Linked DNA regions of Homo sapiens: regions 1 and 2 are each linked to region 3. Evidence: chromatin loops called from intact Hi-C (ENCODE). Cell type or tissue: PC-9. All regions are shown on one strand.

Region 1 (2,500 bases), 380 kb before region 3:
GCCTTCTGCTGGACCCATGGTGACGAACTGTGGGCCCTTGTCTCCAGAAAGCCAAAATAACATCCCTGGGGAGAGAGGATATAAACAGGCAAAAAGAAACCAAGTGAAGAGTCAGGTGACACATTGGGAGAGCAGAGAGGAGCAAGAGCTGGTCAGGAGGCCCTGCCTGGTGTCTAGTGCCTCTGTCCTCCGACCCTGCCCCACCACCATGTCTTTGTTTGTCCTACGTCCACACTGTCTTCACCTGCCCCTGACTTCCACAGGCGGTGGCGGCCTTTCCTGCCCGTCACTGCACTCCTGCTGCTCCTCCAGCTGTTAGCAACTGGTGTGTGTCCTTAGTGTGTGCCGAGTTATCAGTTCTACACGTTATTTTACTCATTCCTCACAACTCCATCATTAAGTCAGAATTTTCATCCCTGCTTTTCAGAGGAAGAAAACAAGGTTTTGAGAGCTCACAGATCATGTTCAGATGGACAGTTAGGAAGTGATGGGCCTGGGCGTAAATCCTGTTTTGTCTGATTCCTAAGGCCTGTGACTCTAACCACCTGCTATAAATGCCTTCATGCACAACTTTATTTGCCCCACACTGCTCATCCTAAAAGAAAAAATGCTGCTCTCCCATGGGAGTCTTTCCTGATGTCTCCTGCAAGAACTCTCTCGGCCCGTGTCCGCCGCTTGCCAATCTTCCTTTACTTCACCGTGATGGGGTCCTGCCCATCCCTTGTTGGACCGTGGGCCCTCTGAGGTGCACTAGTATCCCCCAGGTGCTTTGAATGCAGCAGGCACTCAGGACCATCTGGGATTCTGCAAGATGGAGGGTTTCTGGAGCACCTCCATTACTGAGTAGCTCCGGGGTATGGTTGTGAAAAGAAATTTAATTTTGAAATTCCAAAGAACCAGGTTACTTTTCTATTTCCTGACTTCCTCCCTTAGACTTCATGAGGGAGTGGTTCGGTTGGTATTTGAAAGCTCTGAGCAGCTGCAGTTTTCATTTCACTTTTAAAACAACCAGTGAGTTTTGGTAATTCTCCTAAAGAAGCCTTGGGTGCTGGAGAAGAGATGCTCAGCCAAGGCTGCAGAGGCTTCAGCCACTAGCATGGATGCAGTTGGGAGGGACAAATGCCAGTGTCACATTCATCAGCAGTTCCTTCGCTCACTTCTACCTCTACTGAGAACAGGGAGCTTGGGGTTGAGAAAACGTTTGATGCTTTTGAAATGCTGAGAAATGAAGACATGGTTGTTGTACGAATATGCATGTCCATGCCTGCCGTAGGACAACGTAAGTGTCATGACACTTGTAACCACAAGATGTCAGTATGGGATCAGTCCTAGGGGTCATAGGCTTCAACTCCTGCTTCCAGGAGGAGAAGGCACCGTGGAGGCGCTGGCTCTCCTCGTTTGTTTCCTTCTGCAGCAGTGTTACCCCACAGGCTGCATTTCCGATTCATTTTCCCTGTGCCGTTTTCCATGGGCTCACACCTCATCAGAAGGCTTCTCTTCGCTTTTCTCTCTAAGCTTAAATACTTTCCTCACTCCTACTTATGTCCCAAGTCACCTTAGGAATTCCCCCATTTTGGTGTTATCGCAGCACTCTACTTTAAAAATTTGCAAAAGGATATAAGTTACAGCATAGTTTTATCTCTTATCTAAGGAGGGTTTCAGCATGAGGAAAAAATGGTATCTCTGGTAAGAACAGCACTATTAGGATGTTTTTTCTTTTTTGGTAAAAGCTTAACCTATAGGGAAAATAGCTGAGCAGAGCAAGCAAAAGAGGGAGAAGTGGTGTTCAGGGCAGAACATGTGTCTGTTGAGGCATTTCTGTGCAACATAGGTAGGCTTTTGTAGCCCTCAGAAAGAGGTAGGTATATTGCACCCATTATTCTGATGAAGAAAGATGAATTATAATACCTTTCCTACAACTAGTTAACTACTAGCTGGTAAACTAGTGGCATAGCCTGGAAACTAGTGGCATAGCCTGGATTTGGAGTCCGGTCTGTTTGTCGCAGAGCCTGTGACCCCCAAAAGCCTGGGAGTGTTACTCTTGTCTCTATCATAAAGCAAGGAGGAGTCTTAAGAATCCATTCAGGAGTTTCAGCAAATATCTCCCCAGAGACCTGGCTACATGGAAGATGCCATGTTGTGAATAATACAGAGACCTATTAAATATATTATTTGCCCTCAAGAAGCTAAATAAAGTCAAGGAGGGGGGTAGGAAAAGACATGTAAATTCAGCTCAGTATAAATCAATCAGAGGATGGTAACATTTCCATGAAGTGGTTGGAGGGGCAGCAAAGCAGAGGGGAAGGGCCACGGTCCAGGGTGAGTTCTGTCCCATCTATGAGCAATTTGTAGGATCTGCCTTCAATAAATCTACCAAATGAAAAGAGTGTTGCTAAGGTCGCGTTTACCCCAACATTCTGAGATTCTAAGGTGGAATATGAGAAGGGGCATAATCCAAGCCGGCAGAGGTTGCCACCCTACGTGCCTTTGTCCCCCAGAC
Region 2 (2,500 bases), 130 kb before region 3:
TAGTTTTAATCTACTTTGTAATCCTAGTTTATTCCTTCAAGCAGCCAATTTCATAAAATAACATTAAAAACAAACACATAATTTAAACCAATCTGTTGTAATAATCCCAACATATCCAATTCTTTTAATTTACCAAGTTAAAGAATTGTAATTATCAGAATTTCATTTAGTTTTAATTATTAGAGCACTTTAGAGTGATAAAAGTCAATGTGATAAAAGATGAAAAATTTTATTAATAAACAATTACAGAATTTAATTCACTTTTATTTTTTGTCAAGTATGGAATAGGTAATAAGCTAGTCATATTATTTTATAAAAGAATGGAAATGCAATAAATTTCTCCTATTATGAAGAAAATGAAGGTCTCTGCTTATTACATGGAGAATCCATTACAAAACTTTAAATGAAATTATAGATGATACATCAGAACAATCTTTCAGATATTCAACAGTTTATATACTCAGTACCTCAAATAGAAGACCTCTAGAACTACTATAGGATTCACACCATGGAACAGATTTAAAACAAGTGCCAAGAAATGTCACAGATTTTATAAGCCATCCAACCAGACCAGTTTGAAAGTCTGGAGTTGTAGCTGCCCAGCAGGCATGCTTGATTAAAATGGAGACTAATTTTGGAATATGAAGCAAATTCATAAAAAAAAAAAAACTAAAAGTCCATTGACTAGTAACAAAGAGGAACTATCTCTCCTGGCCAACACGTTTTATCCCCAGAAATAAACAATTGTCACCACATATGTCTTATAACTTAGAGGGTTTTTTTGGTTACATTATGTATCCATTATACTTTTAGAATCTGAGGGAAATGCTATGAATTTCCAGTCCTGTTGGATGACACTTTATATTGTAGTCCTTCCTTGATGATTCTCTGGTTCCTATTATGAAAAACAGTAAAATAATAATAGCTACTTACATTTAGAGAGAACTTCCCATGCATCAAGTACCATTCCAGGTCCTTTGTCAATTTTTTTCTATAATATGGAATATCATTTAAAAAATCACTTTCAAGTGCTTCCCAGAGAATATGCCCCAATGCAAGAATGGCAGCAGAGAAGCAGTCTCCTCCAAGATTCGTGACTGTCATCAAGATTTAAGAGTTGGCATAAAAACTTCTGCTGAAGACCTCTTCTGAGCACCAAGGCCACAATGTCCTACAAGTTTTGCTTCATTAATCCCCTGACCTCAGTCTACCACTTTAGTCTTGTCTGTAGTCCTTAACCCCTTTATCACCTGGAGAGCACAGAGAATCTGAGACTGTTTAAATCTTAGCTACTACTCAAATGGACCAGAGAAATGGCCCGATGTGTGTGTGTGTATATATATATGTAATTTCACACAAATGAAGGCCTATCATTCCGCCATTCCTATTCTCACAATCATCCATTCCTTCCTTGGATTTCAAAGTAATCAGAGTCAAAACCTCAAAGCCCACATTTCAGGATATTCTTGATCTCATGGGCTTAGGACATGGTGAAATGGGCCTTTTTCATGAGTCATCTATCTCACCTTGATCCCTCTGGCTTGTAATACAGTGAAAAAAAAAAAAAAGATTGACATTAAACTTTGGAAAACTACCAAATCCAGGTATAAATCATGAGAAAAATATGTGAAGAATGGAGAAAAAGAGAGTAATAACTACACAAAGCAGCAAGAGAATTACAACAAATGAGTAAAAAAAAAAAAAAAAAAAAAAAAAAAAAAAAATTGCTGAATGTCCTAATAGTCATCGAGGGCACATATTATGAGATTTTACTATATTTTAATACTTGGTATACCTGCTTCAAAGGTTCAAATGAAAAAAGTAGTTCCTTAACCAAATGGAAAATCCTACTCCTATAGTCTGCTGCAGGACACTAAGTGTTCCCCAGGAGTAAAACTGGGAAATACTTGCATATTTTTAACTAAAAAGGCTAACGATAGAAAAGACAGAATTGAAGACTTCACATTTATAAGGAGATTTGTAAATGTACATAGTACTTGACATTATGTTTACCCTCTAACTCAAAAGAGCAATCCTCAAACAAATAGAACAAAGCAAGGAAAATCTTTTCAGAATTTAAGACTTACTTGTATAACATCTCTGCCCAGGTGTGCAATATATAACCACTCCACTGGAGTATACAAATGTTTGAGAATCACTGCACTAGCGGTTCATTTAGCAATTATTAAGCAATTGCTGGAGGCCTTGTTGGACAAAAGGATAACAGAACAGACCCCACCCTCAGGAAACAATAGCTCAATACTGTAAATGGGCATAAATATGCCCAACCGGCTCTACTGTACATGAGACTGTAATATATAAGATCACAGTCTGTGTAAGTTTCAGAACAAACTGCTTTTCTTGTGAAAATATTAAATAAACAAGTCAATGACTAGATAACTGTTTTTTCACTGTTTTTGGCTTCTTACAAGTCTATTTCTATCACTAATGAAGCCACAATGTTTTCTGCTTCATTGTACCTGTCTCTCTTTTTCTTAGC
Region 3 (2,500 bases):
TCTTCTTCCTTGCAATATGTCACTGGGTGTGAAGAAGGAAAGAAGGTGGGTTCTGGGTCGGTGCTCCTCCCAGATTAGTGAATAATAGCGAAGACTTAGCTTCTTGTGCACAGTTGCCACTCCTCCCCCAATACACAGTGGGGAAAATTCTGTGTGTGGTTCACCCTGAGGCAGGAAGCCTGGAAGACAGAATCTTCTTGCCTCTCTTCCTCACATCTCTCATTCTCTTAAGCATCTTGACTCTAAGAGGTCCTCTGAGTATTGATTTTAACAGCAGTGGAAGGTGGGACAATGTGAAATTCAGATGAATGAAGTGAGAAAGGTAAAGGGTGAAAAAGCTTTGGTCCTGAGGGCAACAGAAAATGAAAGCATTTGTTGATAAATGATTTACGTTGGCAGCTTAGAGAGTGTTTTGAACAGTGGCCATGTCATCAGAACAAGTGTGATTTCCTAAGAGCACTACTTTAAAAGGTAATATTAATTTGGATGAATACGTTCTGATATATTAAAATGTCAACATTCTTATTTCATAGCTATGTTTAGTTTTTTAAAATGTTGGATAAAAGAAAAAATGAATTTCATTCTATTACCATAAGGCCAAGACACGACTTGGGATGAGATGGAAAAGTATGTGTGAAACTCTGAAACTTTTTGCCACAATAGTGCCCTGAAGGGTGGGTTTAAAGGTTAAAAAATTCAGCGTATATTTGAGTTGACTCATACATTTTTAAGGACGGGTGTCCATTTCCTCCCTCTGTGTTACTATATCAAGTCAAGCTGATGAAGTGAGAGCCAAAGAAAACAAGCCCATCCCCCAACACCCCACCAAGATTGCAGAAATGCTGGTTAGTTGATTTCTAATGTCAGCTGTTCTTTCAGTGAGAGATTTGCAGGGAAGAAAATCAGATGTTGTTTTGAAGAAGTGCTTTTGTTTTTTTTGAAAGCAAAAACTGAGAATTTATTGTTTCATGTATTGGAAGAGTTGGGGAGTGGCCTGACCTCTGGCAGAGCTGAATTTAGTGACATAGATACAGCCAGATTCTTTTCTTTTCTCTTTGCTTCTGGAGTCTGCTTTTCTCCATCAGGCTCCTCTCTCCCTTCAAGGTGCAAGATGGCCACCTGCCGTTCCAGGTGAAGAAGTATTTTAGAATATTATGACCCTGGAGGCTTTTCTTCAAGCTTTAGTAAAACCGTAGTCATGCACCTCATAAGGATGTTTTGGTCATGGACTGCATACATAAAGGTGGTCCCATAGGATTATAATAGAGTATTTTTACTGTACCTTTTGTATGTATAGATCATTAAATGTACAAATTCTTACATTATGTTACAGTTGCCTACAGTATTCAGTACATTAACGTTGCTGTACAGGTTTGTAGCCTAGAAGAAATACACTACACCATGAAGGTCTGTAAGTGCTCTCTCTGATGTTCGTGCAACATGAAATAGCCTAACAACTGTCAACCTTATTAAAATAATGATTCAGAAACTGTGATTAGGTATAGAGTTTATTCAGGCCCAAAAGGTGGAAAATGGCCACCTGGAAGCATAAATTCAAGTTGCCTTGAATATATACGATTAGCAGATGTTACAAGTGATTTTGTTTGTTCATTTCTTTTGAGACAGGGTCTCTCTCTGTCACCCAGGCTGGAATGCAGTGGCGGGATCATGGCTCACTGCAGCCTCAACCTCCCAGACTCAAGTGATCCTCCCGCCCCTGCCTCCCAAGTAGTTGGGACCACAGGTGTGCACCACCATGCCCAGCCAATTTTTGTATTTTTGTAGAGACAGGGTTTTGCTTTGTTGCCCAGGCTGGGCTTGAACTCCTGGGCTCAAGTGATCAGCCCACCTTGGCCTCCCAAAGTGTTGGGATTACAGGTGTGAGCCATTGCACCTGGCCCCAGGTGGGTTTTTAAGGAAAAAAGAAGAGGCAGTTCCTAAGTTGTTTAACAAGAGTTTACATTAACATAAATTATTAATTGACTGTACATTGTTCTTTGTATTCCAAATTCCAGGAATATGACAATAATAAGGGAGGCAGCTAGTCAGGAACAAAAATGCCTTTAAGCAATTGCCACTGGGCACGGAGGGTGGCGGTGACCAAAGTCCTATGCTTACGTCTCTCTGGGCCTGATAAATTTTGCAAACCTCACATAGTTCAGACTACTTCAAGTTATTTTTCTTTTCTCACAACGCATTTCTCAGAACGTATCTCTTTTGCTTGACTGTACGTGGATTATTAGGGAAATAAAAACTTTGATAAGTTTAATATGTTTTACAGGACTACTTAATAGCTTGTTTATGCCTTTAAGTGTTAACCTATTCTGATAAGGCATTTATAATTGGTTGAACTTGTTATTTGTGGTCATTTTCATAAAATATGTGGACGTTTCCGTATCCCTTTATTTTTTTTAATTTAAAAACAAAATCAGAGGGAAGTTTTTATTATATAAGCATTTATTAAAATAAGTTGGGCAGAATGATGGACTCAGAAAATGAG

Evidence for each region. Hi-C counts contacts between places; a loop is a spot of excess contacts. Peaks named below come from ENCODE experiments on the same cell type or tissue, not always from the same donor. Only the 100,000 strongest peaks of a DNase experiment are listed, where the experiment ranks them.
Region 1: a loop joins it to region 3, with 5 times the contacts of the local background. A loop is called at or near these places in 3 of 110 quality-filtered maps.
Region 2: a loop joins it to region 3, with 5 times the contacts of the local background. A loop is called at or near these places in 4 of 110 quality-filtered maps.

What each region holds. Positions count from the first base shown.
Region 1 is chr7:28,019,332-28,021,831 of GRCh38, reverse strand. The region is part of intron 1 of JAZF1 (JAZF zinc finger 1); the gene reads left to right. Among named protein-coding and RNA genes, the nearest start is that of JAZF1-AS1, 160 kb to the left of the region's middle. In PC-9, CTCF peaks have their summits at 1,106 and 1,308 (motif pointing right); a DNase peak (open chromatin) is centred at 1,301.
Region 2 is chr7:27,770,322-27,772,821 of GRCh38, reverse strand. All of the region lies in intron 5 of TAX1BP1 (Tax1 binding protein 1), which reads right to left. Among named protein-coding and RNA genes, the nearest start is that of TAX1BP1-AS1, 31 kb to the right of the region's middle. In PC-9, no CTCF peak of the experiment used is centred here; DNase peaks (open chromatin) are centred at 1,481 and 2,191; H3K4me3 peaks cover 477 bases; H3K27ac peaks cover 1,685 bases.
Region 3 is chr7:27,639,649-27,642,148 of GRCh38, reverse strand. The region is part of intron 2 of HIBADH (3-hydroxyisobutyrate dehydrogenase); the gene reads left to right. Among named protein-coding and RNA genes, the nearest start is that of HIBADH, 22 kb to the left of the region's middle. In PC-9, CTCF peaks have their summits at 905 and 1,109; a DNase peak (open chromatin) is centred at 748; H3K4me3 peaks cover 1,048 bases; H3K27ac peaks cover 1,649 bases.